Linked DNA regions of Homo sapiens: region 1 is linked to region 2. A link is a loop called in an ENCODE intact Hi-C map of the cell type or tissue named here. Cell type or tissue: K562. All regions are shown on one strand. Links, peaks and the distances in the headings refer to the core of each region. The heading gives the core; the rest is flanking DNA. Region 1 has its middle 28 kb from the start of MPHOSPH10. Region 2 has its middle 33 kb from the start of ZNF638.

Region 1 (15,771 bases), core at 2,881-10,880, 140 kb before region 2:
GTGGAAGGACAAAAAGCCATCAAACTCACTCCTTCAGTCCTTTTATAAGGATGCTGATCCCATCCATGAGGGCTCTGCCTTCAAGACTTAATCATTTAAAGGTCCTACCTTTTAATATCTCATTGGCCATTAAGTTTCTACACAGGAATTTTGAAGGACACATTCAGATCATAGCATAGCATTCCACCCTTGGCTTCTCAAGTGTACGTTCTTAAATGAACACATTAATTCCATCCCAATAGCTCCCAAAATCTTAACTTGTTCCGGCATCAACTTTAAATTCTAAGTCCAAAGTCTGTAAACATGGGTAAGACCAACTCAAGGTATGATTCATCCTGAGCCAAATTTCCCTCCAGCTGTCAAATCAAACAAGTTACGTGCTTCCAAAATACAACGGTGGAATAGGCATAGGATAGATATTCCCATTTAAAGGGGAGAAATAGGAAGAAGTAGCTTAGTCCTAAGTAAGTCCAAAACACACCAGGTAAACAACATTAAGTCTTGAGGCTTGAGGATAGTCTTTGACTTTATGTCTCACCTTCCAGTCACACTGGGGTGAGGGTTGGGTCCCCAAGGCTCCAGGCAGCTCCACCCCCATAGCTTTACTGGGTGCAGCCCATGCCCTGGCTCTCACTGGTTGGAGTCCTGTGCATGCAGCTCTCCCAGCCTGGCATTGCACACTGGTGGCTGTATAGGTCCAGGGTCTCAGGGGCAGCCCTGCCCCAGTGGCTGTGCTGGGCATTGCCTGGGAAGGTGTTCTCTGTGGTGGCCCTGCCCCACAGCATTTCTCTGCCTGCATTTGATGCCCCTCAGTCCTTGACATATATCACTCACTTGGTTTTCTGGCTGCCAAGTCTCTTCCTCCTACTGCGCTAGCTCAGTCTCCTTTGCAGGCTCCTTCTTACTGCCCTGCCTTTTGTTAATGAAATGCTCAGTCTTTTGACCTCTTAGTTCTCTATCTACAGTCAATCCTTGGTCCCATGTATTAATACCATTTAAACCCCAACAACTCCCAAATTTGTATTTCCAGTCTGACCTGACTTGATTACATCAGTTCAAGGGTTTTCATCCTCAAGAACGTCTAAGTGGTATCTCACATTTACATGTCCGAAACTGAACTCTTACTCTTTCTGCTCCATCCTGCCAGTTGCTAGGCTAAAGTCCTCAGAGTTTCCCTTGACTCTTCTCTTGTACATTACCACCTTTACCATGAGCAAATCCTGCTAGCTCAGTCTTCTAAATATATTCAGAATATAACGATTTCTTATCAATGGCAATGCCAACATCCCGACCCAAAATGTCACCATCATCTCCCCTTGGATTACTGCATCAGCCTTCTGTTTTCCTCACTCCCTCTCTTGCTTCCATCCTTGTGTACCCCATGATCTATTCTTAATGCAACAGGGAAAGGGGTCCTTTCAGAGCTTATGCTCAAAATCTTTGTCTCCCCTCCTCCCATCTCAGTCAAAGTCGATGCTCAAATCCATGCAATGACCTGCAGGGTCCTACATCAGGTGCTGGCAAACAGTAGCTGGATGGCAAGTTAGCCAGCTGTTTCTGTAAATAAAGTTTCATTGGAACACAACCACACTCATATGTTACGTATTGTCTGTGGCTGCTTTCACACTACAATAGCAGTGTTGCCTAGTTATGATGGAGGCCACGTGACCCCCAAAGCCTCAAATATTTACTATCTGGCCCTTCACAGAACAAATTTGCTAACACTTGCCCTCCATGATCTGGCTCTTTGCTGCCTCCCTTGCTTTGTTTCTGCTCTAGTCTTCTGGCCTCCTTGGTTTTCTTAGAGCCTGCTAGGCAATCTTCCACCTCAGGGCTTTTTTTTTTTTGGGGGGACAGAGCCTCACTCTGTCGCCAGGCTAGAGTACAGTGGCACGATCTCGGCTCACTACAACCTCCGCCTCCTGGGTTCAAGCGATTCTCCTGCCTCAGCCTCCTGAATAGCTGGGACTACAGGCGCGTGCCACCACACCCAGCTATTTTTTTGCATTTTTAGTAGAGGCAGGGTTTCACCATGTTGGCCAGGATGGTCTCGAGCTCTTGATCTCGTGATCCTCCCGCCTCGGCCTCCAAAAATACTGAGATTACAGGCGTGTGCCACCGCGCCTGACCCATCTGTCTTTTAAAAAATGTTTTTAATTTGAGGTATAATTTATATTCAGTGAAATGCACAGATGTGAAGTGCACATTTTGATCAGTTTTAACAAACGCATTACCCATGTAACCTACTTCCTTTCAAGATATAGAGCATTTCTGTCATCCAGAAAGTTCTCCTGTGCTTTAATCCTGTCCAGCACTCCCCCAGCAGCTGCTGAACATGCCTGAGGACATTGGTACAGGACTCTGGCCTCCCCAAAAGAGCTGCTTGGACAAGTCTGCTTGGCTTACCCTAAATCCCTGCCTGCACTCTAAAAATTTCCATCTTTAAACTGGTTGTACCTATAACCCTCCCTCATCAAATAAATAAACCCTGAAAAATAGGAGAATACCCCTTCCTGGCCCCGCAGCCCAGCACCTAATATTTACTATATACCCAAGCTTTTAGAAGTACGACTTGCACAGGTGGGGGCTGGCAGCTGCATCCCATCCTCCTCCTGGTAGCCTCTATCAGCCTACAGGGCTCTCAGAGCAGATCTGGCCAGGCAGCCTGAGCCTGGAAGTGCAGCGCAGCCTCCTGCTCGTTCACCCTCACTAGGGTGGCAGCTGCGGCAGCAGCTGGGCTCACCCGTTAAGCAAGAAGGTGAGGATGGGAGCGGGATGACCATTGGCTGGACAGTGACACTCAGACCCCAGCCTGGGCAAGCCTGTCTGAAAGCCCCCTTCCTTTCGGTCCAACTGTGGAGGGAGGGGGCAGAGCGTACGGGGTTCTACTGCCCTCCTCATCCTTTAGACGTCCTTCCTCCTAGGAGAGGGAGCTGCTCATTAATTGGCCAAAGCCTTCTTGAAGGCTGTAAATTTGACAGGCTTGGTGTGTGGGGGCCAACCATGCTAAAGAGAGCATCTGGTGTGTCAGAAGGCAGCCACCTCACCAGGGGAGGGTCAGCCCCCTTGGTGATCTCCTTCCCCTGCTGGACACAGCTTCCTGCACTCTCCCCATGTGAATGCTCCCCTCAGAGCTGCTTCCAAGGGTGGGGTTCTAACCCTGTGAGTGGGGACATTGTGTTCATTTACAATGGGCCATGGTTTCATCTGAAATCTCCAACTCAGAGGCAGTAGAGAGGAGAAGAGAAATTCCCTGCACCTCCTCCCTCCTCAGCACCCCCACCTCTGCACGCGTCCACATATGGAGAGCCTGACAATGGCCCCTGGGAGTGCCTCCATCTGCGCCTCCTTTCCATGCCTGCAGCAGCCACGCGCACTGTCCAGACCCTCACCCGCCTGGCTCAGTAGGCGCTGCACTGCCTCTGGTCCTGCCCCTACACCTGGGCCTCTGTACCCGTCAATTCCCCCAGTCTGGTTCTTATTTCCCCCAACAAGTAGGCAGCATGTAAGGTCATCTGTTGAGCAGGGTTGAGGGAGATAATAAGGTGGGGCTGTGAGGATGAGGAGAAGCTTATGGTCGTGCTGGAGACTCAGCTGAGCAGCCCCATTGGCTGCCTACCCAGTGGTCATCCCGCTCCCACCCTTATTTCTTCTTTGTAGACAAAACCTTGACTTCATTAAATGTTGGACACCTATGAACTTCATGGACTCTTCTGCAGCCTCCCTGCCATGTAATGGTAAATCTAAGTCAACCCTAGTAATTTCATTCCTCTGGCCAATGATCGCTTGGGGTGTGGCCATGAGCTGCCTCTTCGCCTGAGCCTGAGCCACAGCTACCCTCTGCACCTACCATGCTGACACGCTAGGCCAGGGAGAGCTCCATCTCAATGGAGATGAGCTGTGAGGGCCTCTGCTGGTGGCTGGGCAGATCAGGTAGTTGTAACGGGTTTTGTTCAGAAGGGAAGGTCGTCCATCAGCTTCTCCTCAGCATTGGCCATGCGGCAGTCCCTTGGGAAAACACACAGACCTGCTGGGCCCTTGTGCAACTGACCCCCATGGCAGCTGACAGGCACAAAGGGGAGAGTCGAGATGGCCAGGGACCACAGGTGCCCCAAGGGCTGGCTGAAGCAGTTCATGAAGGTGCTGGCAGGCCTGTCTCTCCTTGGGGACTTCAAGTGACATTCAAGAGAGAGCTCAGCTATCTCCTCCCATGCCATACCTCTTCCTCCTCCTCTTCCCTCGAGCAATAAATGGCATCCCACACTCTAGACATCTGGTACAAAACGGGGTGTCTCTTCCTGATCCCTCCCTTGGTTCATCCAAGTAACCACCAAGTCCTGTCTGTTCCCCCATCTCCACCGCTACAGCCATGTCCCTACCTCCCCAGTCCTGCCGTCCTTCTGGTCTCTCCACCCTCACTCTTCCCCTGTCATCCATGTACAATACAGTGCCAGACTGGTCTTTCTACAGCAAAATGGACTAAGGCCCTTCCCTACCCACAACTCTCGGAGCTGGAGGTGGAGTTAAAACTCACATGTTTTGGCTTGGCATTCAGAGCTCGTTCCCTCTTGGCACTGGCTTATCCAGAGCGCTCATAGTTTGGGTTTGGTGCAGAACTGGGTATGAGGTAGTGCTTTCCCTGAGAAGAAACAGGGCTGAGATGGGGGCATTTTCTGGGTTCAGAGTTAGACCTATGGAGTGCAAGGTTCCTCTGAGACACCAAATGAAGTGGTCCAGCTGGCAGCTGGCTCCTGGTCTGGAGCTTCAAGGAGAGGTCTCAGCTCAGAGCCACATTCAAAACCCAGCTTAAATGCAGCCTTCTGCAGGGAGCCCCTGGAGCTTCCACAGCCTCAGATCTGCCCCCTGCACACCCCAGATCTTTTGCCAAGTGGCGTTCGGGTCTTCATGTCATCTCTCTCCCATGTCTGGGAGTAAAGGTGAGGTGCGGGAAGTTGAGCTTTTGTACTGTGGTGTCTTCAGGGAGACTGTGTTAGGTAGAGGGGAGGCGGCTTGGAAAGAGGGAGACTCAGAGGAGAGTCAAGGACATCTGAGCAGGTGAGCCTGGGAGCAGGAAAAGGGATGAGAGTGAGCAGAGGAAACTACTGGGGCAGGAGAGCAGGTGGAAGGATCAGGGAATGAGGGGGGCTGGAGAGGTGGGGGTGGGGATCCTGGTGAGGGGCTGCCTGCCTCCCGCAAGGGCCAGTTCACCTGGTTGCCCCAAACCCCTCCCTCTGAGGGTGGGGCCAGAGGGCCCAGAGCATTGATCAACCCAATTGAGCAGGCCTGAGGTGGACTTGGGTGGGAGCTGGGCTGGACTCCTGGCCCTGGGGAGCAGCTGCCACCCTGCCTATTCCATCCACTTTCCAACTCGCTGCCTATTGGAGCAGATGCAATATTGGGTGCCTTGTGAAAGATGCTCCTAGTGCACTTGCTGCCTGCTGACCCTCCCCCCAAGACTGCTCCGAGCTCTCCAGAGGGGGGTCCTGTGGAGGCTTGGCCTAGATTCTGAGCCCTGCCTCTCATACCTGGGACCCCTCCCCCAGAGGCAGCTGCTTGAGTACCCTGGAAGCCAGTCTGTAGCCTCAGGCTAGAGCTGGGTCCCTCCCACAGCCTTTCTTTAGCTCATCTATTTGGACTGACTGCTCATTTCATAGAAAGGGGTGTGTCTTGCCCCAGCCCATCTGGCATATATAAGGCAGCTGTGGTGTCAGAATCCGCAGCTCCCATCCCCCAGCTCTGCAATACTAGAGGAGGCTGGATTCCACATCTCTGAAGTCCCACCGGACTGGTGCGATGGGGCTCACGAGTCCAGGGCTGCTCTGCAGGCTGTGGGGCTCACCTCCAGCTCGGAGCCCACCTGGTGTGCTCAAGTTGCTCACCTTTGGGCCTGTCCTGCCTCTCAGGCATTCAGCTGACCCCGAGGGACTCTCCCTCATCTTGACCACCAGTTACGGGCTCTAAGTTAGAGGTTCCCAGAACCTTAGACCATTTGGCCAAACCCTCCATTTCTCAGCTGGGGAAACTGAAACCAAAGAGGAGAAGCAACTTTCTCAAGGACCCCCAGCAAGTCAGAGGCAGAACTGGGTCTAGCAGCCTCCTCCCGACAGAGGGCCTCCCTGACCCCTGAGCCTTTACTGCCTCGTTAACTTCCCTATAAGGAGACTGCTCTGCCGAGGCTGGAAATGGAAATGCTCTCCGTGGCGGTGTGTGCCCGTGACTGCGCCCGTGTTTGTACTTGTGAGTGTGTATGGGGGTGGGGGTGAGGGATGGGAATAAACAGCAGGGATGCTGGGGGCTGGAATGCACTCTGCCTCACTCCAAAAAGGGGCGTGGGGGAGCCCAGCGCAGCACATGATTAGACTTTCCAATCTGCTGAATGCCTGTGAGGCCAGCTGGGCTCAGAAGACAAGGGACAGGCCTTTCTCCACAGATGGCAGGGGTGGCCCAGGACGGGTGAAAGCTTCTGCAGCAGCATTGGGGGTCACACCCCAGTCCATGGGCTGACAGTTAAGCAGAGAAGCCGCCACTAGGGGTCAGTCATGATCCAGCGATTCTGATGAGCGGGGCGGGGTACCACCAGCCTCTATCCAGGGTCTTGTCTTCCAGACCTCCTTGGGAAAAACTACTCCCTGGCAGAAAAGGGCTAATAATTTGAGAGGAAGCTTTCATGCACGTCCTTGTGAAGAGACCACCAAACAGGCTTTGTGTGAGCAACATGGCTGTTTATTTCACCTGGGTGCAGGTGGGCTGAGTCCGAAAAGAGAGTCAGTGAAGGGAGATGGATTATCATTAGTTCTTATAGGTTTTGGGATAGGCAGTGAAGTTAAGAGCAATGTTTTGCGGGCAGGGGTGGATCTCACAAAGTACATTCTCAAGGGTGAGGAGAATTACAGAGAACCTTCTTAAGGGTGGGGGAGATTACAAAGTACATTGATCAGTTAGGGTGGGGCAGGAACAAATCACAATGGTGGAATGTCATCAGTTAAGGCTATTTTTACTTCTTTTGTGGATCTTCAGTTACTTCAGGCCATCTGGTTGTATATGTGCAAGTCACAGGGGATGCGATGGCTTGGCTTGGGCTCAGAGGCCTGACATTCCTGCCTTCTTATATTAATAAGAAAAATAAAACAAAATAGTGTTGAAGTGTTAGGGCGGTGAAAATTTTTGGGGGGTGGTATGGAGAGAGAATGGGTGATGTTTCTCAGGGCTGCTTCAAGCGGGATTAGGGGTGGCGTGGGAGCCTAGAGTGGGAGAGATTAAGCTGAAGGGAGATCTTGTGGTAAGGGGTGATATTGTGGGGATGTTAGAAGAAACATTTGTCATATAGAATTATTGGTGATGGCCTGGATACGGTTTTGGATGAATTCAGAAACTAAATGGAATAAGAGAAGGAGAAAAACAGGTATAAAAGGTCTAAGAATTGGGAGGACCTAGGACATCTGATTAGAGAGTGCCTAAGGAGATTCAGCATAGTCCTGCCAGCAAAGATTATTTATTTACTTCCAGAGTTTAGAGTGGCAGTTTGGGGATAGCACCAGGAGATATCAGCTGTGATGGCTTGGAGAAACAGTGTAAACCAGCAGTGTAAACAAGAGCAGGGCATGTATGAGTAGTTGAGAACGGTGAATAGGAGTATGACTAGAGAGAAGATAGTAGGGATGACAAGTTTTTTGGGGTCACAGTCTAAGTTGGTCTGGTGTCGAATGAGACTGGGGCCTAATAAAAAGGAGCGTCTATACAGGAGCTCAAATGGGCTGCACCTTGTAGCATTCTGAGGACAGGTCTGACTTCTGAGAAGGGAAAGTGGTAAAAGTATTATCCAGTCCTTTTTAAGTTGGTGGCTGAGCTTGGTGAGGTGTGTTTTTAAAAGACCTTTAGTCTGTTCTACTTTTCTTGAAGACTGAGGACCGTAAGGGATATAAAGGTTTCACTGAGTACTAAGAGCCTGAAAAACTGCTTGGCTGATTTGACTAATAAAGGCTGGTCTTTTATCAGACTGTATAGAGGTGGGAAGGCTAAACTGAGGAATTATGTCTGACAGAAGAGAAGAAATGACTGCGGTGGCCTTCTCAGACCCTGTAGGACAGGTCTTTACTTATTCAGTGAAAGTGTCTAGTTAGACTAAGAGGTATTTTAGTTTCCTGATTCAGGGCATGTTGAGTAAAGCTAATTTGCCAGTCCTGGGTGGGGGCAAATCTTCAAGCTTGATGTGTAGGGAAGGGAGGGGGCCTGAATAATCCCTGAGGAGTAGTAGAATAGCAGATGGAACACTGAGAAGTTATTTCCTTGAGGATAGATTTCCACGATGGAAAGGAAATGAGAGGTTCTAAGAGGCGGGCTAGTGGCTTGTACTATAGCATAGCCTGCCTTTGCTGGTGTGTGGCGATTAGGCCTGGTGGAACTGCCATCAATAAATCAAGCGTGATCAGGGTGAGGAACAGAAAAGAAGGAAATATGGGGAAATCGGGTGAATATCAGGTGGATCAGAGAGATACAGTCATGGGGGTCAGGTGTGGTATCAGGAATAATGTGGGAGGCCAGATTGAAGTCCGGGCCAGGAACAATGGTAATTGTGGGACTTAACAAAGAGTGAGTACAGCTGAAGGAGCCAGGGAGCAGAAAGTATATGCATCAGGTATGAGGAAGAAAGTAGATTTCAGAAGTTATGAGAAATGCAGAGAGTGAGTTGAGCACAGTTCGTGATTTTTAGGGCCTCTAAAAGTATTAAAGCAGTGGCAGCCGCTGCACGGAGACATGATGGCTAGGCTAAAACAGTAAGGTCAAGTTGTTTGGACAGAAAGGCTACAGGGTGTGGTCCTGGCTCTTGTGTAAGAATTCTGACCACACTAACCATGCCTAGGAAGAAAAGGAGTTGTTGTTTTGTAAGGGATTGAGGTTTGGGAGATTAATCGGACATGATCAGAAGGGAGAGCACATGTGTTTTTATGAAGAATTATGCCGAGGTAGGTAATGGATGGGGAAAAAATTTGAGCTTTGGAGGGGAATACCCGCTATCCTTTGGAGAATAAATGCTGAAGGAGCAGAAGTGTGTCTTGTTGAGAAGATTCAAAGGAGGGGCTACAAAGAAGAAGGTCATCAATATACTGAATAAGGTGAGAAGCGGAGGGGTGGAAAGAAACTAAATCATGAGACAGAGCTTGGCTGAAGTAATGAGGGCTGTCCCTGAAACCTTGCGGCAGTACAGCCCAGGTAAGCTGCTGGGACTGATGGGTGTCAGGGTTAGTCCAAGTGAAAGCAAAGAGAGGCTGGGATGAAGGGTGCAAAGGAATAGTAAAGAAAGCATGCCCTCTCCCTCTCCCTCTCCCTCTCCCTCTCCCTCTCCCTCTCCCCCTCCCCCTCCCCTCTTTCCACGGTCTCCCTCTGATGCAGAGCCGAAGCTGGACTGTACTGCTGCCATCTCGGCTCACTGCAACCTCCCTGCCTGATTCTCCTGCCTCAGCCTGCTGAGTGCCTGCAATTGCAGGCGCGCGCCGCCACGCCTGACTGGTTTTCGTATTTTTTGGGTGGAGACGGGGTTTCGTTGTGTTGGCCGGGCTGGTCTCCAGCTCCTGACCGCGAGTGATCCGCCAGCCTCGGCCTCCCGAGGTGCCGGGATTGCAGACGGAGTCTCCTTCACTCAGTGCTCAATGGTGCCCAGGCTGGAGTGCAGTGGCATGATCTCGGCTCGCTACAACATCCACCTCCCAGCAGCCTGCCTTGGCCTCCCAAAGTGCCGAGATTGCAGCCTCTGCCCGGCCGCCACCCCGTCTGGGAAGTGAGGAGCATCTCTGCCTGGCCGCCCATCGTCTGGGATGTGAGGAGCCCCTCTGCCTGGCTGCCCAGTCTGGAAAGTGAGGAGCGTCTCTGCCAGGCCGCCATCCCATCTAGGAAGTGAGGAGCGTCTCTGCCCGGCCACCCATCATCTGAGATGTGGGGAGCGCCTCTGCCCTGTCGCCCCGTCCGGGATGTGAGGAGCGTCTCTGCCCGGCCGCCCCGTCTGAGAAGTGAGGAGACCCTCTGCCTGGCAACCGCCCTGTCTGAGAAGTGAGGAGCCCCTCCGCCCAGCAGCCGCCCCGTCTGAGAAGTGAGGAGCCCCTCCGCCCGGCAGCCACCCCGTCTGGGAAGTGAGGAGCGTCTCCGCCCGGCAGCCACCCCGTCCAGGAGGGAGGTGGGGGGGTCAGCCCCCCGCCCGGCCAGCCGCCCCGTCCGGGAGGGAGGTGGGGGGATCAGCCCCCCGCCCGGCCAGCCGCCCCCTCCGGGAGGTGAGGGGCGCCTCTGCCCGGCCACCCCTACTGGGAAGTGAGCCCCTCTGCCTGGCCAGCCGCCCCGTCCGGGAGGGAGATGGGGGGGTCAGCCCCCCGCCCGGCCAGTCGCCCCGTCCGGGAGGTGAGGGGTGCCTCTGCCCGGCCGCCCCTACTGGGAAGTGAGGAGCCCCTCTGCCCGGCCACCACCCCGTCTGGGAGGTGTACCCAACAGCTCATTGAGAACGGGCCGGGATGACAATGGCGGTTTTGTGGAATAGAAAGGGGGGAAAGGTGGGGAAAAGATTGAGAAATCGGATGGTTGCTGTGTCTGTGTAGAAAGAGGTAGACATGGGAGACTTTTCATTTTGTTCTGTACTAAGAAAAATTCTTCTGCCTTGGGATCCTGTTGATCGGTGACCTTACCCCCAACCCTGTGCTCTCTGAAACATGTGCTATGTCCACTCAGGGTTAAATGGATTAAGGGCGGTGCAAGATGTGCTTTGTTAAACAGACGCTTGAAGGCAGCATGCTCGTTAAGAGTCATCACCACTCCCTAATCTCAAGTACCCAGGGACACAAACACTGCGGAAGGCCGCAGGGTCCTCTGCCTAGGAAAACCAGAGACCTTTGTTCACTTGTTTATCTGCTGACCTTCCCTCCACTATTGTCCTGTGGCCCTGCCAAATCCCCCTCTGCGAGAAACACCCAAGAATGATCAATAAAAAAAAAAAAATAAATAAATAAATAAATCATATCAAAGTAAAAAGTTTCCAAAAAAAATAAAAAGTTTCAAAAAAAAAGAAAGCATGTTTGAGATCTAGAACAGAATAATGGGTAGTAGAGGGAGGTATTGAGGATAGGAGAGTATATGGGTTTGGCACCACGGGGTGGATAGGCAAAACAATTTGGTTGATAAGGCGCAGATCCTGAACTAATCTGTAAGACTTGTTCTGTTTTTGGACAGGTAAAATTGGGGAATTGTAAGGAGAGTTTATAGGTTTTAGAAGCCTATGCTGTAGCAGGCGAGTGATAACAGGCTTTAATCCTTTTAAAGTGTGCTGTGGGATGGGATATTGGCATTGAGTGGGGTAAGGGTGATTAGGTTTTAAAGAGATGGTAAGGGGTGCATGATCGGTCACCAAGGAGGGAGTAGGGGTATCTTATAGTTGTGGGTTAAGGTCGGGGAATACAAGAGGAGGACGCAAAGAAGGCTTTGGATTGGGAAGAAAGGTGGCAATGAGATGTAGCTGTAATCCCGGAATAGTCAGGGAAGCAGATAATTTAGTTAAAGTGTCTCGGCCTAATAAGGGAACTGGGCAGGTGGGGATAACTAAAAGGAGTGCTTAAAAGAGTATTGTCTCAGCTGGCACCAGAGTTGGGGAGTTTTAAGAGGTTTAGAAGCCTGGCCGTCAATACCCACAACAGTTATGGAAGCAAGGGAAACAGGCCCTTGAAAAGAAGGTAATGTGGAGTGGGTAGCTTCCATATTGATTAAGAAGGGGATGGACTTACCTTCCACTGTGAGTTACTGGAAGCTCGGCACCTGTGATGGTCTAGGGGGCTTCCGAGGTGATTGGGCAGCGTCAGTCTTCAGCCGCTAAGCCGAGAAGATCTGGGAAGGAGTCAGAGAGCCTTGGGCCAGAGTTCCAGGGGCTGTGGGAGTGGCTGCCAGGTGAGTTGAACAGTCCAATTTTCAGTGGGGTCCTGCACAGATGGGACGCGGCTTAGGAGGAATCCCAGGCTGCGGGCATTCCTTGGCCCAGTGGCCAGATTTCCGGCATGTGTAGCAAGCTCCTGGGGGAGGAGGTTCTGGAGGAACGCCTGGCTGCTGCAGTTCAGGCATTTGGAAGTTCTTGTGTGCTGGAGATGTGGCTGGGGTTTGTCTCACAGTGGAGGCAAGGAATTGCAACTTTTTTCTATTATTGTACACCTTGAAGGCGAGGTTAATTAAATCCTGTTGTGGGGTTTGAGGGCCGGAATTTAATTTTTGGAGTTTATTTAATGTCGGGAGCAGATTGGGTAATAAAATGTATATTGAGAATAAGACGGCCTTTTGACCTTTTAGGGTCTAGGGCTGTAAAGCGTCTCAGGGTTGCTGCTGAATGAGCCATGAACTGGGCTGGGTTTTTTATGTTTGATGAAAAAGAGCCTAAACACTATCTGATTTGGGATAAAGAAAAAGGAGCATTAACCTTGACTATGGCTTTAGCTCCAGCCACCTTTTTAAGAGTAAATTGCTGGGCAGGTGGGGGAGGGCTAGTCACGGAACGAAACTGTAAACCAGACTGGGTGTGAGGAGGGGAGGTGATAAAAGGATTATAGGGTGGAGGAGCGGAGGCTGAGGAAGAATTGGGACCTAGCTCGGCCTGGCGAGGAGGGGAGAGGTCAGAAGAGTCTGTAGAAAAGGAAGATTAGAAAGACTCAGCGACGCTTGGGGTTGGGACTGAGGGGACAGGCAGGAGGGAAAGAAGGAAGATTTGGGATGAGTTGCATTGGAACAGAGACTAGAGAGGGACTGATGTGTAAAAGAATGCCTGGACTTCAGGCACCTCAGACCGTTTGCCTATTTTACGAGAAGAATTATTTAGATCTTGCAGGATGGAAAAATTCAAAGTGCAGTTTTCTGGCTATTTGGGACTACTGTCGAGTTTGTATTGGGGTCAAGCGGCATTGCAGAAGAAAATAAGGCATTTAGGTTTTAGGTCAGGTGAAAGTTGAAGAGGTTTTAAGTTCTTAAGAACACAGGCTAAGGGAGAAGAAAGAGGAATGGAAGGTGGAAGCTTACCCATCGTGAAGGAGGCAAGCCCAGAGAAAAGAGTAGAGACACGGAGAAGGGGTGGGGGTTTCTTGCCCTCCAGAAAAGCAGAGAAGGGGTTGGGGTGCAGAGATACGAGGTCAGGGTGCAGAAATAAGGGATCGGGGTGCAGAGATACGAGGTTGGGGTACTTGCCTCTCCCCCAGAAAAGCAGAGAAGGGATAGAGACACAGAGAGAAGGGGTTGGAGTACTTGCCCCTCCCCCAGAAAAGTGGGACTTGCCGCTGAGGGTGAAGGAGAAGGAGTTGAGGGGTTCTTGCCCCTGCCCCAGAAAATCAGAGAAGGGGTAGAGACAAGGAGAGAAGGGGTTGGGGTACTTGCCTCTTCCCCAGAAAAGCGGGACTTGCCACTAAGGGTGAAGGAGAAGGGGTTGAGGGGTTCTTTCCCCTGCCCCAGAAAATCAGAGAAGGGGTATAGACATGGAGAGAAGGGGTTGGGGTACTTGCCCCTTCCCCAGAAAAGCAGAGAAGGGGTAGAGACAAGGAGAGAAGGGGTTGGGGTACTTGCCCCTTCCCCAGAAAAGCAGGACTTGCCACTAAGGGTGAAGGAGAAGGGATTGAGGGGTACTTGCCCCTCCCCCAGAAAAGCAGAGAAGGGGTAGAGACACGGAGAGAAGGAAATATGGGGAAATGGGGTGAATATCAGGTGGATCAGAGAGATACAGTCATGGGGGTCAGGTGTGGTATCAGGAATAATGTGGGAGGCCAGATTGAAGTCCGGGCCAGGAACAATAGTAATTGTGGGACTTAACAAAGAGTGAGTACAGCTGAAGGAGCCGGGGAGCAGAAAGTATATGCGTCAGGTATGAGGAAGAAAATAGATTTTGGAAGTTATGAGAAATGTAGAGAGTGAGTTGAGCATAGTTTGTGATTTTTAGGGCCTCTAAAAGTATTAAAGCAGTGGCAGCCACTGCATGCAGACATGAGGGTTAGGCTAAAACAGTAAGGTCAAGTTGTTTGGACAGAAAGGCTACAGGGTGCGGTCCTGGTCCGAGTCACGGCACCAAATTTCATGTGCGTCCTTGTGAAGAGACCACCAAACAGGCTTTGTGTGAGCAACATAGCTGTTTATTTCACCTGGGTGCAGGTGGGCTGAGTCCGAAAAGAGAGTCAGTGAAGGGAGATGGATTATCATTAGTTCTTATAGGTTTTGGGTTAGGCGGTGAAGTTAAGAGCAATGTTTTGCGGGCAGGGGTGGATCTCACAAAGTACATTCTCAAGGGTGAGGAGAATTACAGAGAACCTTCTTAAGGGTGGGGGAGATTACAAAGTACATTGATCAGTTAGGGTGGGGCAGGAACAAATCACAATGGTGGAATGTCATCAGTTAAGGCTATTTTTACTTCTTTTGTGGATCTTCAGTTACTTCAGGCCATCTGGGTGTATATGTGCAAGTCACAGGGGATGCGATGGCTTGGCTTGGGCTCAGAGGCCTGACAGAAGCCATAGCTGGAATTCTAAACGGTGTGAGTGTGTGTCCCATTTGAAAAAGCACATCCAACCTAAACATTTATATGAAAAAATGGAAAGATATACCCATTGTTTTGGAATACAAACTACAGAAAGTAACAGTTAACAGAATCTTAGTGGAAAGATAAGATTCCACATCTGGAAAGGCAGAGTGATTTTCAACTGGGTTGTGTGTCCTTAACTGAGGAAGGGAAGATGAAATTTATGTTTATTAAAAGGCAGCTATGAATTTACCTTTTATAAAGAGCTTACAATATACTATTAGTGCTTCTTCAATCATGTGTCTGAATCACCCGGATGCCTGTGTAAATGCAAATTCCCAGAGATTCTGATCCTGTGAGCCTAGGATGGGGCCCAGAAATCTCTATGGGGTGGTGCAGGCTGCCCCAGGACCACACCTAAGAAACACTGCAACTAGCCCACACACACATCCAAGTCCCCAGATATGTAGGCAGGCATATTATCTCCGTAAAACAGATGGGGAAACTGAGGTCCAGAATGGGGAAATCACCCAGCAAGTAGTAGCAGAGACATGATACACCCACTGCCTGCAGACACCATCCCTGATGACAGCTTCACCTCCCTACAGGAACCTTGCCTACCCCCACCCCTATGTCCTGCCACCCCTATGGTGGGTCTCTGTCCAAGGAAGATGTAGCCCTGGTCCTCCAGGCTGACTGGGGCTCAGAGGAAAAGCCTGGCCCAGACTGTAGGAGCTAGAAGGGCCCTTGCAATTCAGGTGGGGAAACTGAGGCCCAAAGAAGGCAGTCTTCACATTTGAACTCTGCCTGGAGAAGGGCTGGGTCTCCTTCCTGAGTGGTAGGTTTGACTTCATCAGCCTGGCCCTCAGTCAAGGTGACTGTCCAGGCCCACCACACCTCGAGGTGGGTGACCAGAGGCATCAGTGCCATAAAATGCATTTCTTGGGAGATCCACCCTGAAAGCGCAAAACATTCCAGGGCTGGTGATTTGGGCAAGCCCCCTTCCCTCTAGGCCCAGTTTCCCCATTTCTGCAATAGCTGTGTTGGAGGAGACTTCTCTCTGAGACTGAGCCGCAGATTTGTTCCCAGGTGCCTACGCCGCACAGGTTGCCGGCTCCTCTGTCCCCACTCTTCAAGAAAGTCACCTCTTAGGTGAGGAAGGAGTCTCGGCCCTGTTGGGAGTGGGAGTTGGTTCACCCCCAGTCTCCCAGACCACTGGGGATGACCTGGGCTGCCTGCAAAGATGGTGTCATCCATGGCTG
Region 2 (15,771 bases), core at 3,745-11,744:
TCTATTTCTGGCATTTGAGTTTTTTAAATCTTGATCGCTTCAATTATTTATGTCACTGGCGTGGCTCCTGTAGATATTTGAATTTGTGATTCTTGTCATAGGCAGAAGGTACAACCTGACTATATCCTTGGGCAAGATGCCTATGAAAATATGGTTATCATCTTGTTCTAATTAATTTTACACTGGTACCTCTTTTCCTTACTTAGGCACTAAACATATTTTTGCGGTGGTTTATTTTATGGTGGCAGTTTTAGGATACGAGCATGGAAAATTTATGCTTGCTTATTTCAACACTGTAAATACATACTACTAGACAGCCCAGTATCAGGTAATAAGATTTTTTTTCTCTTCAACCTTCACCCACCCTCTGCAGAATCTTCAGTGAGAATTTCCTGTGAAAGCTTCAGGGCAAACCATTTAAAAAAAATAATACCTATAAGCTTCGATAGGATCCAAGACTCCACCCAGACTCTGTTTTAGACATGTAATTCTGTTTAGACATGAAAAGTTTAGGTGAAGCATCACAGTTTGTGTTGTATTTTGTAATAACTCCTGCGTTTCTGTTGTTGTGTCACTGAAATTCTTTGGTTTTGAAGCAGATGTCTGCAGCCTATGAGAAGCTGCCTTGTGCTCCTTCTCCCTGGCAGTGCTACCCTCGCCCTGGCTCGGATGCAGCTATGGCTCTGCCTTCTCAATTGCTTGCTGTGTGTTGCTGTTTCATAGAACTGTAGACCTTAAAGACTCTCTAGTAAGGCTTTTGGCCACAGGAAAAGTTTTTTTCCTAAAGTTTCCAAACCAGCCCAAGGAAAGAGAAAAAGAGGACAATGGAAAATATTTTTCTGAATCTTAAATAATTTGTGGATACTGAATTATCACTGTTAATATATTCACGTTTCTCCTTGCTCCCATTTGATCCTCTTTGGGGTCGGATCGGTATGGGGGAGTTGTTTCTGAGGACTCTTTGCAGTGGTTCGCTGAGTGTGGACCTTGGGCCAGCAGTTCCCAGCATGACCTGGGAACTTATTGGAAGCGCAGAATCTTGGTCCCCATCCCAGACCTACATAAATCCCAGAAAGAGAAACTCTTGAGGAGTAGAGTGGGTGGTGGCACCCTGTGTTTTAACAGCACTTCAGATGATTCTCATACATGCTGAAATTTGAGAACCACTGTTGTATATAACTTGAATTATACCTATATTGGATTTTTACATGGAAACTTAGGAAAGCTCCCAAACTCCTTCAGCATCTTCCTACTTTCCTCCTATTACTTCAGGGTCTGAGATAAAGTATATACTCTGTGGTGAGCTGTGGACCTTTACCCAACCTGGCTGGGACTTTGTGATAGTTGTACTCAGTTGACTGTCCTCAGTGACAACTAATTGTTGAGGTAATGGGTGAGACAGAGATGCCTTTGGCACTTCTAGGAAATTCAGTTGGCTCTGGCCTCCTAGGAACTACTGATCTGAGGGGAACCTATGCTTTGAGACATGGCCAAAGCAGTTATTCTCGTCTTTTATTTACTTGATGTAAATAATCCACTGGAGAAAAAAAGTAGAGTATGTGCCATTCTGATTTAATTTTTTTTTTTACTGTAGTAAAATATACATAACATTTTCTATTTTAACCATTTTGAAGTGTACAGTTCATTGGCATTAAGTACATTTACATTATTGTGCAACTATCACCACTATCCATCTCCAGAACTTTTTCATTATTTCAAACTGAAACTCTGTATCCATTAAGTGATAACTATCCATTCTACACACCCTCCAGCCTCTAGTAACTACAATTCTTTCTTTATGAATTTGGCTCTTCTGGGTACCTCATACAAGTGGAATCATACAATATTTGTTCTTTTGTGTCTGGCTTATTTCACTTCGCATAGTGTCTTCATGGTTCATCCATATTTTAGCATACATCAGAATTTAATTTTTTAAGGCTGAATATTATTTCAGCGTGTATGTATATATGCCATGTGTCCATTCATTCATCAGTGGACCTTTCGGTTGTTTCCACCTTTTGGCTGCTGTAAGCAATGCTGCATTAGTGCACAAATATCTGTTCAAGTCCCTGCTTTCAGTTTTTTGGGATATATACCCAAAAGTGGAATTACTAGATCTTATGGTAATTCTGTTTACTTTTTTAGGAACTGCCATACTGTTTTCTACAGTGGCTGCACCATTTTACATACCACCAGCAATGCATAAGCGTTCTAGTTTGTCTACATCCTTACCAACACTGTTATTTTCTGTTGCTGGAATTTTTTTTTTTTTTAATAATAGCCATCCTAGTGAGTGTGAAATGATATCTGATTGTGGTTTGGATTTGTATTGTCCTAATGATTAACGATGTTGAGCATCATGTCATGTGCTTATTGGTCATCTGTATTCTTCCTTGGAGAAATTTCTATTCAAGTTCTTTGCCCATTTTAAAAATTGGGTTTTTTTTTTTCTTTTTTCTTTTTTTTTTTAGACGGAATCTCGCTCTGTCGCCAGGCTGGAGTGCAATGGCGCTATCTTGGCTCACTGCAATCACCACCTCCCGGGTTCAAGCGATTCTCCTGCCTCAGCCTCCGAGTAGCTGGGACTACAGGCATGTGCCACCACACCCAGCTAATTTTTGTATTTTTAGTAGAGATGGGGTTTCACCATGTTGGCCAGGATGGTCTCGATTTCCTGACCTCGTGATCTGCCTGCCTCGGCCTCCCAAAGTGCTGGGATTACAGGCGTGAGCCACCGTTTTTGAGTTTTTTACATATTCTGGATATTAATTTCTTATAATATATACTGCTTGCAGGTATTTTCTCCCACTCTGTGGGTTGCATTTTCACTCACCTATACTGTCTTTTGAATACTATCTTTTGATGCACAAAAATTTTTCAATTTTGACAAAGTCTCACTTATGTATTTTTTCTTTTGTTGCCTGTGCTTTTGGGGTCATATCCAAGAAGTCAGTGCCAAATCCAATATCATGAAGCTTTTGCCCTATATTTTCTTCCAAGAGTTTTATAGTTTTCACTTTTGTGTTTAGGTCTTTGACCCATTTTGAATTAGTTTTTGTATATGATATAAGGTAAGGGTCCAATTTCATTCTTTTGCATGTGGATATACACTTTTCCCAACACCGTTTGTTGAAAAGACTGTCCTTTCCCTGGTGAATGATTTTTGCACCTTTGTTGAAAATCATTTGATCATATATGTGAAGGTTTATCTCTGAGCTCTCTGTTCTATTCCACTGATCTGCATGTCTATCTTTATGCCAGTATCACACTGTTTTTGATTACTGTAGCTTTGTAGTTTTTTGTTTTTTGTTTTTTTTTTGAGACAGAGTCTCCCTCTGTCACCCAGGGTGGAGTGCAGTGGCGTGATCTTGGCTCACTGCAAGCTCCGCCTCCTGGGTTCAGGCCATTCTCCTGCCTCAGCCTCCCGAGTAGCTGGGACTACAGGTGCCCGCCACCACGCCCGGCTAATTTTTTGTATTTTTAGTAGAGACGGGGTTTCACCGTGTTAGCCAGGATGGTCTCTATCTCCTGACCTCGTGATCCGCCCGCCTCAGCCTCCCAAAGTGCTGGGATTACAGGCGTGAGCCACCGCGCCCGGCCAGTAAGTTTTGAAATGAGGATGTGTGAATCTTACAACTTTGTTCTTCTTTTTCCAAGATTATTTTGGCTATTCAGGGTCCTTTGGGATTCCATATGAATTTTAGGATGGATTTTTCTATTTATGTAAAAACATTATTGGGATTTTTGAAAGGGATTGCATTGAATCTGTAGATTGCTTTGGGTAGTATTGCCATTGTAATAATATTAACTCTTCCAATTCATGAACATGGGATATGTTTCCTTTTATTTGTGTCTTCCTTTATTTCTTTCAGCAATTTGTAATTTTCATTATACAAGTCTTTTACTTCCTTAAGTTTATTCGCACTAAGTATTTTATTCTTTTTGATGCTATTACAAATGGAATTGTTTTGAATTTCCTTCTCAGATTGTTCATTGCTATTGTATAGAAACCAACTTATTTTTGTGTTTTTCACCCTGCAACTTTACTGGATTTGTTTTTTAGTTCTCGTGGGGTTGTGTGTGTGTGTGTGTGCGTGTGTGTATAATCTTTAGGGTTTTCTACATATAAGACCATGTCATCTGTGAATAGAGATAATTTTACTTCTTTCTTTCCAATTTGGATGTCTTTTATTTCTTTTTTTTTTGCCTGATTACTCTGGCCAGAACTTCTAACGCTACGTTAAATAGAAGTGGCAAAAGTGAGGCCGGGCTTGGTGGCTCACATGTGTAATCCTAGCACTTTGGGAGGACGAGGCAGGCAGATTACATAAGCTCAGGAGTTCTAGACCAGCCTGGCCAACATGGCAAAACCCTGTCTCTACTAAAAATACAAAAATTAGCCAGGCATGATGGTGCACACCAGTAATCCCAGCTACTCTGGAGACTGAGGCATAAGAATCACTTGAACCTGGGAGGGAGAGGTTGCAGTGAGCCAAGATCGTGCTACTGGACTCCAGCGTAAGCAATAGAGTGAGACTACAACTCAAAAAAAAAAAAAAGTGTCTGAAGTGAGTATCGTTGTTTTATTCCTGATCTTAGTGGAAAAGCTTTCTGTTTTTCATAATTGAATATGATGTTAGCTGTGGGTTTTTTGTATCTGGCTTTTATTGTTTTGAGGCAGTTTCCTTCTATTCCTAGTTTGTTGAGTATTTTTATCATGAAAGGATGATGAATTTTAAATACTTTTATTGCATCAATTGAGATAATGTGGTTTTGTCCTTCTAATTCATTGTATGAAGCTAGGAATTACTTTTTTTTTTTTCTTTTTTGAGATGGAGTCTCACCCTGTTGCCCAGGCTGGAGTGCAATGACATGATCTCAGTTCCCTGCAACCTCTGCCTTCTGGGTTCAAGTGATTCTCCTGCCTCAGCTTCCCAAGTAGCTGGGACTACAGGCGTGCACCACCATGCCTGGCTAATTTTTATATTTTTAGTAGAGACGGGGGGTTTCACCATGTTGGCCAGGTTGGTCTCCAATTCCTGACCTCAGGTGATCCACCTGCCTCGGCCTCCCAAAGTGCTGGGATTACAGGCATGAGCCACTGCACCTGGCCTTTTATTCTAAAACTAGATAAAGAATACAAAAAAAAGTACAGACCAATATTCCTCATGAATGTAGATGCAAAAAATTACTAAATTATTGCCAGATTTAAGGCCAGTGTACAAAAATCAATTATTTTCCTATATTGTAGGAATAAGCAAAATAAATTTTGAAAAGGGATACTGTTTTCAAAAGCATCGTAAACATTAAATAATGTAACATAATATAGTCATAATATTAATGCAGAAAACCATACAATGTTATTGGGAGAAGGTAAAGAAGTTCTGAGTAATTAGAAGGATATACCATATTTTGTTGATTAGAAGTCTCAATATTGTAAAGATTTCACTTCTTAACAAATTGATTCACCGAGTCAATGCAGTCCCAACTCAAAATCCAGTAAGTTTTTTTTCTTTTTTTTTGAGAACTTGACAAGTTGATTCTAAAATGTATCTGGAAATGCAAAAGACCTAGAATAGCCCAGACAATCTTGAACAGTGGGAAGGCTAGCCATATTGGATATCAAGACTTAATATGGCCGGTCATGGTGGCCCACACCTGTAATCCCAGCATTTTAGTAGGCCAAGGTGGGAGGATTGCTTCCAGCCTTTTTTTTTTTTTTTACTAAAAAAAAAAAGAGAGAGACAACATGACACTGTAATTATTAAGAAAGTGTAATATTAATGGAAGAATAGAAAAATTGATCAAAAGACTAGAATAGAGAGTGCTGAAGCAGAATCACATATATCTGGACACTTCATGTATGAGCAAATTGACCCTAAAGAGAAGAAGGGAAATAATTAAATTTTTTTCAGTATGTGGCATGGAGACAATCAGATATTATTATTTTTAAAAGGAAGGAAAAAACATACAAAGTAAAAATCAAACCAAAGCTTGACCCAACGTCACACTATTAAAAAAAAAAAAAAAAAAGGCCGGGCACCGTGGCTCATGCCTGTAATCCCAGAACTTTGGGAGGCTGAGGCGGGCAGATCACCTGAAGTTGGGAGTTTGAGACCAGCCTGACCAACATGGAGAAACTCAGTCTCTACAAAAAATACAAAATTAGCTGGGCGTGGTGGTGCATACCTATAATCTGAGCTACTCAGGAGGCTGAGGCAGGATAACAGCTTGAACCCGGGAGGCGGAGGTTGCGGTGAGCCGAGATTGCGCCATTGCACTCTCCAGCCTGGGCAACGGGAGCAAAACTCCGTCTCAAAACAAAAAACAAAACAAAAAAGTTCCAGGTGGGTTGTGGTTTTAAATGTGAGCAGCAAAACAATGAAGTTCCTAGAAGATAATATATGAGAATATCTTCATAACCTTGGTATAAGAAGACTTTTAATAGGATGCAAATAATACTAACTATAAAGAGAAAGAAAAGCTAAATTGGACTACATCAAAATTCTTTCCTCACTGCCTCCCTCCCATCCTTTCTTCCTTCCATTAAGATTTTACCCCTGGCCAGGCATGGTGGCTCACACCTGTAATCCCAGAACTTTGGGAGGCCAAGGCAGGAGGATTGCTTGAGCCCAGGAGTTCAAGACTAGCCTGGACAACGTAGCGAGACTTAGCCTCTATTTTATATTTTTTTTTAAAAAAAATTTCACCCTACTGGGGAATTATTAGAGATCAACAGTAAAAATAAGTCATTGCTTATCAAGAATACTGTGGTAATGTCCTGTCACTGGGGTCCTCACATAAACTGTTGAAAACCTTTAAGCCATTTCCTACCATATAGCCACATAATCTTTTCAAAATATATATCATCACTTTACACTTTGACTTAAAATTCTTTCACTTAAAATTCTTTCACTAAGACTGGTTAAGTAAATTCTAGGATATCTCCCTAAAATGAAATATGCTACAGTCATTAAAAAGAATGAGGTAGATTTCTTTACATGAATGTAGAGCAATCTCAAAGAATTATTAAGTCAAAAAACAAGATACAGAACAATGTGTATTAAAGTGTAGGGAATAGATACAGTAGAATCTCATCATATATTCATTTCAGTTACTCAAAATTAACTAACTCATGTAGGTAAAAGAAAGGAAATTATATATTATTAAACAGGGCAGGGGACTGCATTGGCCTTTTCTCCACTTTGTCTAAGTATGTAGTCTATCTTATTAGTCTGTGAAATAGTGTGTAATTTTAAGGGTTTTACTGACCATTTATAAGGAAGAGTTATACATAATGCAGGAGGCCAGGCACTGGAACGGTAGTGGTTTTCCTAACTATCGTGCAGCACAGCTTGTCTTAAGACAGGGTCTTACACACTGAATGATTTTTGGTATGTCTGGCCCTCAGCCATTAAATGTCAGTAGCTTCTGAGGTATTGGGTCAACCAAAGAACTGCTCTGCAGATCTTCAAACATCAGTGGATGGGATGGGATTTAGGAGCATACCGCCTTAGTGTTCTTAGGCTAAGAACACTAGAGGGGAAAAAAATAGAAGAAATAATATAGGGTCACAGAGAAAACTGAGTGAAGACTGAGAGGAATTCACAGCATGGGATTTGGGATTGGTTGCACAAAACTGTATATGCTACGCCTGAATAAGTAATGTAAGGGTTTTTCATGGATTATTTTGACCATAAGCAAGACAGGAAAATGGGCAACATGGTTGCATGTAAGTTCTATCTGGAATTTAAGTTGGGCTCTCAGTTGCCAACTCCAGGGAGCTGCCAGGAAGTAGATGTGCTTGAAGGACTCCTCAGTTCCCACCTTTACCCTGAAGTGTTCTGGAACCTGCACTTACTATCCCTGTGCCAGCCTGTCCCTCCTCCCTCCCTAAGGAGGGGAAGGGAAACACCCTTAAGAGGGAAAAATCAGCTCTGAGGTGAGGAAATAGGATAGTTACTAATTTGAGAATACTCATTTGGCCAGGCGAGGTAGCTCATGCCTGTAATCCCAGCACTTTGTGGGAGGATCACTTGAGCCCAGGAGTTTGAGACCAGCCTGGGCAATGTAGTGAGACACCTGTCTCTAAATAAGAAAAAAATTAGCCAGGCATGGTGGTGCCTGCCTGTGATCCCAGCTACTTGGGAGGCTGAGGTGGAAGGATCACTTGAGCCCAGGAGGTCCAGGCCACAGTGAGCCATGATTGTGCCATTGCATCCCAGCCTGGGCAACAGAGCGAGACCCTGTCTGGAAAAAAAAAAAAACAACTGATTTGACTTAATGTACTACTGGACTAGACTAAGGAAACTCAAAATAAGTTCAGTACAAGGAAGTGTCTTGACTTAAGTTATAACTGAAAAGTCACACAGACTTCCGCTTAGCAGGGGCTTGGTAGGATAGCTGCTGTCCTTAGAAAGGTTTTGGGCATGGCCAACCTTGGTCTGGTATTTCAGTAATAGACTGGATTGTGCCTCATTTTGGTCACCACACTTAAAAAATAATGTAGATAAATACAGGAGTCCATTGAAGGTGATTAAAATTATTGAAAGCAGGTAAAATAGCCCTAAGATTGGCATTGGTGTTTTTACTGCACCCCAGCCCAGATTCTTCTGAAGTTTTCAGTAGCACTACTACAAAAGACCACAAGGTGGTGACAAAATTCTAAGGTATCTTTTTTTTTTAAGCTAGATTTGGAAGCAATCACACATTCCCTGATGGAAATGAGGAAAAGAAAGCTTAAGAATGTCTATATTTCAAGTTTTATGGAATGATCAGAATACTTTCTCTAGCAGGTTTTTTGCAATACTTGCCCATTGTTTAAACGAAAAGATTTCATTCATGTTAAAGAACAATACTGGTAAATGAGTTAGATATTTGTCTCTTAGGCTTTAGCAGACATCAGCATTGTTTCCGTAGCTTTCTGCTCTCTTTTTCTCTCTTTTCTGTCCTCTGTACCTCTGTCCCCTTTCAAAAGACTCCATCATATGAGGAAGTCAATCTAATATAGTGGTTGAGGGCGTGGATTCCGGAGGCCTGCTGCTGAAGTTCAGATACAGATTACCAGTTATTAACTGTGCGACATACAGCAAATCACTTAGCTCTGTGCCTTGGTTCCTTTTTCTCTAAAATGGAGATGACAATAGTGCCTAGTTCATTGATTATTCTCAGGATTAAATGAATCTATAAGTGTAAGAGCACTTAGAGCAATGCCTGGCACATAAAAATGTTAAAATTATATGGAATTAAAATTTAAATGATTTTCTATTGGTTTATGGAGTTAACTTTTTAAAATTTATTAAGTAGATGAGTGAGCTGCATGAGGATTTTCTCTCTCTCACACACACAACTTCCAAATAAAATTTAGTTGCTTTTGGTTTAGGAGGCACTTAATAGCTTTCCTTTTCCTCTGTCCGTCATGTTTCCCTATTTCTTACCCTTACATTAGTCACTGAAGAGAAAAGGATAGGGATTTTGTTTATTTATATGAAAGATATTTATGTTAAAGTGAGACAAGAAAAAAAAAGTGGGGTTTTTTTTTTTTTTTTTTTTTTGAAACAGGGTCTCGCTCTGTTGCCCAGGCTGGAGTGCAGGCATGATCTCGGCTCACTGCAACCCCCCCTCTCCTGGGTTCAAGCGATTCTCGTGCCTCAGCCTCACAAGTAGCTGGGACAAGAGGCGCATGCCACCATGCCCAGCTAATTTTTGTGTTCTTTTTAGTACAGATGGGGTTTCACCATGTTGCCCAGGCTGGTTTTGAATTCCTGAGTTCAAATGATCTGCCCCCCTCGCCTCCCAGAGTGCTGGGATGCCAGGTGTGAGCCACCACACCTGGCCAAAAACATAGATTTTTTTGCCCTGTATTTTCTATGGGCACAGAAGAAAGACCTTTTCAATAATCAAGAAGATTTTTAAAAGGATATTATGCCTTACATATTTAACTATTTTAGGATCACATTAAAATGATCTGCTAATGAAATTAAAATCTGTACATTTACTTTATTCACTCTTTTTTGTTTTTTTGAGACATTCTCACTCTGTTGTCCAGGCTGGAGTGCAGTACCGCAATCATGGCTCACTGCAATATCTGCATCCCGGGCTCAAGCAGTCCTACTGCCTCAGCCTCCCAGGTAGCTGGACTACAGGTGCATGCCACCACACCTCGCTAATTTTCATGTGTTTTGTAGAAATGGGGTTTCACCATGTTGCCCTGGCTGGTCCCGAACTCCTAGGCTCAGGTGATCTACCTGCCTAGGCCTCCCATAGTGCTGGGATTACAGGCATGAGCCACTGCACTGGGCTTGTACATTCTCTCTTTAGAAAATAAAACTTTTTAAATAAAATACTTCAAATATCCAAAAGAAAATCTGAGATATTTGTAAGATAAAATCATAAAAATAAAATTAACGCCATTTCTTCAACCACTCAATTGAAGAAATAGAACATTAATATAATTTTTGAAGCCCTCTATACCCTTACTCATCCTGTGCCTCTCTTTGAACTTCCCCCAATCTGACTTTTTTATTTCTTATTTTTTCTCTCTCTCTCTCTTTTTTTTTTTTTTTTTTTTTTTTTTTGAGACAGGGTCTTGTTCTGTCACCCAGACTGGGGTACAATGGTGTGATCATGGCTCACTGCAGCTTCCTTGACCTCCTGGGCTCAAGTGACCCTCCTGCCTCAGCCTCCTGAGTAGCTGGGACTAGAGGCGTGTGCCACCATCTCTGGCTAGTTTTTGTGTTTTTTTGGGGAGAAGTAGTTTCACCATGTTGTCCACGCTGGTTTCCAACTCCTGGGCTCAAGTGATCCAACTGCCTTGGCCTCCCAAAGTGCTGGAATTATAGGTGTGATGATTTCTTATTCTCTTACATGAAAAAATATCTTACCACTAATGGGCAAAATCATAAACACGGTATTGCTTAGATTTGCATGTTTGAAGACTTTACGTAAAATGATTCCTATTCTTCTTCTTCTGTAACTTGCTTTTTGTTTTTAGTCAGGAGTATATTCCAGATGTTCATCCATGTAGATACTTACCTAGAGCACATGTATTTTTACTACTCTGTTGTATTCTGTTATGTATATATCATTTATTTTTGTCACTCATCTGTCAATTAAAAATGGTATTAAAATCCAGAATTTAATAATTTTGCTATTAAAAAACCAGTGCTGCTGTGAGCATTTTGTACTGGCTTCTTGGTACACCTGTTCAAGAGTTTTTCTAGGCTACATGCCTGCGAGGGTAATGCTTGAAAATGACAAATGGTTTTCCAGGGTGATCATGATCCATGTACCTTCCTACTAGCCGTATATAAGAATTAATGTTTCTCCATATCCTTACCAATATTTGGTCTTTTGGTTTTTGCTTGGTGTGTGCAAAATGGTCTCTGCTTCAATCACTCTGGCCTGTTTAGTGCTCCTCACAACCTTTGCACTTACTTGTTCCTCTGCCTGGAATGTTCTCTCCCTGATATCTCCGTAGTTTGCTCCTTTACCTCTCTCAGGCCTTCACTTAATTGTGAAGTTCTCTGTGAGGCTTTCCCTGTCCATCCCCTTTAAAATTTGGCATGCTTCTCTCCCACTCCCTTATCTCTTCACTGCTTTATTTCTTTCCGGACCACTTACTGCCACTGCTTTTCCACACTAGAACTTAAGTTCCTTAAGGATAGGGAGTTTTTCATATCTTGTTCACTGTTGTGTTTCTAGAATTTAGAGCAGCACCTTCCCCATAGAAGACTTTAATAAATATTGTTGACTGAATTGAATGAATGTCATTGAGGTTTTACATTTTCTTGATTATTAATGAGGTAGAGCATTAATGAGGTGGCCACTTTTTATTAGCCATTTGTGTTTCCTTTTCTGTGAAATGGCTGCTCAAATATATTGCTTATTTTTCTATTGGGTTGTTTAATACTTTCTTATTGATTGATAGCAGTTCCTTGTAAGTTCAGATTTGTTAATTACTCATGTCATACATATACTTATACTTTGTGCCTTAACTTTAAGCTTTTTTTAAAAAAAAAAAAAAAACTTGGCCAGGCGTGGTGGCTCACGCCTGTAATCCCAGCACTTTGGGAGGCCGAGGTGGGTGGATCATGAGGTCAGGAAATCAAGACCATCCTGGCCAACACGGTGAAACCCTGTCTCTACTAAAAATACAAAAAATTAGCCGGGCGTGGTGGCGGGCGCCTGTAGTCCCAGCTACTTGGGAGGCTGAGGCAGGAGAATGGTGTGAACCCAGGAGGCGGAACTTGCAGTGAGCCTAGATTGCACCACTGCACTCCAGCCTGCGGGACAGAGCGAGACTCTATCTCAAAAAAAAAAAAACAAAAAAAAAAAAACAAAAAAAAAACTTACCTCTTGATAAACAGTTTTAATTCTTTAAACACTTTTTAAAAATTTTTTTAATTTTAATTTTTTTTTAGAGACAGTGTCTCACTCTGTCACCCAGGCTAGAATGCAGTGGTGCAATCATGGCTCACAGCAGCCTTGAACTCCTGGGCTCAAGTGATCCTTCTACCTCAGCCTCCTAAGTGGCTGGGACCACAGGTGCACACCACCATGGCTGGCTAATTTTTTTTTACTTTTTACAGAGACAGGGTCTCCAGTATTGCCCAGGCTGGTATCAAACTCCTGGGCCCAAGCAATCCCCCCACCTCTGCCTCCCAAAGTGCTGGGATTACAGGTGTGAGCCACTGCACCCTACCTGATATGTACTTTTGGATATATGATTACACATATGTGTGTTTTTTCTATTTAAAAATGGGAACATACTACACGTACCTTAAACTCTTTCAGTTATCTAAAAAATTAATTGTCAAATAATATTGTATTATATGGATCTAAAACAATTGTGTAGTTTACCCTCATTTGTTTCTGCAAGCTCATCCTCTTTTTCATGGTCATTAGATATTGCCTATTCTCAACACTTGGCCATCTTCTCTCCTCACTTGGTATTACCTCCGTAGGTAATCTCACCGATGGCTCACAGCTTAAGTTATTAGATACATGCCAGTGACTTCCCAGAGTTACGTCTCTAGCTCATAAACCTCAGAGCCCCAGCCTAGGTATCTAACTGTCTGCTTAGCATTCCTGCTTGCTTATGTCAAAGGTACCTCAAACTCTACATGTCTAAACAAGGCAGAACTAATGAATTTCCCCTCAAACCTAGCAGTCTGCCAGTGTTCCCTTGGCATGATCATCTGTCTCACTGAATAAGGCATAAACAGGAATCACCATTAATACATTATTTGCTCCTAAATCCTGATCATCTCTCCTGTGATGTCTTCTTTGATTTAGCTGGGCAGAAATTTAGGCTTCTGTAACCAAGAAAAGCTACGGATTGTCTGATTCACATCTGTTTAGAGTTTACTGTTTGTGGGCAAGAAATATACCTCTTTGCAAGGCTCTGTGGTCTTTCCTGTTTGCTTTCAGCTGGACCAATTGAACTGAACCTTGTTTTTTTTGCAAGAATTAGATGTAGAAGTAGTGAATTTATGAGTTAGGAAATTTTTTGACTGCAAGTTACAGAAAACCCTAATCCAAACAAATCAATTTATTGCCTTCTATAAAAGGAAGTCCAGAGGTAGAATGGGTTCAAGCTGATAAATATCAACAGTGGCTCAGTTATATCATTATGGACCCAGGTCCATTCCTCTCTTCATTCTGCTGTTCTTAGCAAAGTCAGTGTTTCAAGTTACAGGAGTTTAACCAGCACCTTTGTAACCACAGAATAAGGATGATCACTTCCCACACTTTCCACATAAGGATAGAGGCATCCTCCTGGCATTCCGTATGTATACATTTTTTCAGTTAAATATTCTAATTGGCTCTCTTTAAAAGTTTTATTTTTAATTGATGCATAATAATTGTACATTATGGTTGGGTGCAGTGGCTCACACCTGTAATCCCAGCACTTTGGGAGGCCGAGGTGGGTGGATCACTTGAGGCCAGGAGTTCTAGACCAGCTTGGCCAACATGGCGAAACCCTGTCTCTAGTAAAAATACAAAAATTAGCCGGGCGTGATGTGATGCACGCCTGAAATCCCAGCTGCTCAGGAGGCTGAGACATGAGAATCACTTGACCCTTGGAGATGGAGGTTGCAGTGAGCCGAGATTGGGCCACTGCATTCCAGCCTGGGCAACACAGTGAGACTTTGTCTCAAAAAAAATTTGTACATATTTATGGGATACAATATGATATTTTGATAGTGATCTGATTAGAGTAATTTGTAGAGTAATTTGCAAATCCACACCTTAAAACATTTATCATTTCTTTGTGATGAGGCCATTCAAAATCCTCTTTTCTAGCTATTTTGAAATATACATTATGTTAACTATGGTTACCCTACAGTGTAATAGAACAACAGAACTTATTCTTCCTACCTAACTTTGTATTCACTGACCAACCTCTCCCCATTCTTCCCTTTCCCCACCTCTCCTGCTCCAGTTTCTGTTAATCACTATCCTACTCTCTACTTCTATGAGATCAACTTTTTTTTAGATTGCACATATGAGTGAGAATATGCAGTATTTATCTTTCTGTGTCTGGCTTACTTCACTCAATATAATGTCCTCCAGATTCATCCATGTTGTTGCAAATGACAGCATTTTATTATTTTTGGCCGGGTGTGGTGGCTCACTCCTGTAATCCAGCACTTTGGGAGACTGAGGCGGGCGGATCACCTGAGGTCAAGAGTTCAAGACCAGCCTGGCCAACATGGTGAAACCCCATCTCTACTAAAAATGAAAAAATTAGCTGGGCGTGATGGCGCGTGCCTGTGGTCCCAGCTACTTGGGAAGCTGAGGCAGGAGAATAGCTTGAACCCGGGAAGCGGAGGTTGCAGTGAGCCGAGATTGCACCACTGCACTCCAGCCTGGGTGACAGAGTGAGACTCTGTCTCAAAAAAACAAAAAAAACAAAGAAAGAATTTTATAATTTTTTATGGCTGAGTAGTATTTCATTGTGTATATATATATGTATGCATACAACATTTTCTTTATCCTTTCATCTGTGGATGGATTCTTAGGTTGATTCCATATCTTGGCTATTGTGAATAGTGCTGTAATAAACATGAGAGTGCAGATATCTCTTCAACATGCTGATTTAATTTCCTTGGGTATATATACCCAGCAGTGGTATTAATGGATTAAATATGTGGTAGTTATAGTTATAATTTTTTGAGGAACCTCCATACTGTTCTCAATAAAGGCTATACTAAATTACATTCCCAACAATGTGCAAGGGTTCCCTTTCCTTCACATCCTCAACAATACTCATTATCTTTTGTCTTTGTGATAATGGCTATTCTAACTGGAGTGAGGTGATATCTCATTGTAGTTTTGATTTGCATTTCCCTGATAATTAATGATGTTGAACATTTTAAAATACATCTGCTGGTCATTTGTATGTCTCTTCTTTTGAGAAATATCTATTAAGATCTTTTGCTCATTTTTAAAATTGGCTTGTGTTTTTTTGTTTTTGCTATGGAGTTGTTTGAGTTTCTTATATATTCTGAATATTAACCCCTTGTCAGATGTATAGTTTGCAAATATTTTCTCCCATTCTGTAGGTTGTCTCTTCGCATTCCATATTTAAGGTCTGTCATCGCCACCCCTCCCCGCTTATGTTATCAGTTCATTTGTTAGTCAGGACCCTGGCTTGCAAGTGACAAATACCAAACTCAAATTGGCCTAAGCAAAATGGTAATAGTGTACATGGAACAGAAAAGGCTTTGGAATGTCTGGCTTTGGGCATGGCTGGATCTAAGGGCT

Evidence for each region. Peaks named below come from ENCODE experiments on the same cell type or tissue, not always from the same donor. Only the 100,000 strongest peaks of a DNase experiment are listed, where the experiment ranks them.
Region 1: a loop joins it to region 2, with 5 times the contacts of the local background. A loop is called at or near these places in 10 of 110 quality-filtered maps.

Annotation. Positions count from the first base shown.
Region 1 is chr2:71,151,113-71,166,883 of GRCh38, forward strand. No RefSeq gene overlaps it. Among named protein-coding and RNA genes, the nearest start is that of MPHOSPH10, 28 kb to the left of the region's middle. RefSeq lists enhancers at 526-585, 10,445-11,106 and silencers at 6,410-6,549, 6,472-6,633. In K562, for the core only: CTCF peaks have their summits at 3,904 and 6,525 (motif pointing right); DNase peaks (open chromatin) are centred at 3,879 and 6,509; H3K27me3 peaks cover 3,466 bases.
Region 2 is chr2:71,290,967-71,306,737 of GRCh38, forward strand. No RefSeq gene overlaps it. Among named protein-coding and RNA genes, the nearest start is that of ZNF638, 33 kb to the right of the region's middle. In K562, for the core only: a CTCF peak has its summit at 8,645 (motif pointing right); a DNase peak (open chromatin) is centred at 8,625; H3K27me3 peaks cover 1,189 bases.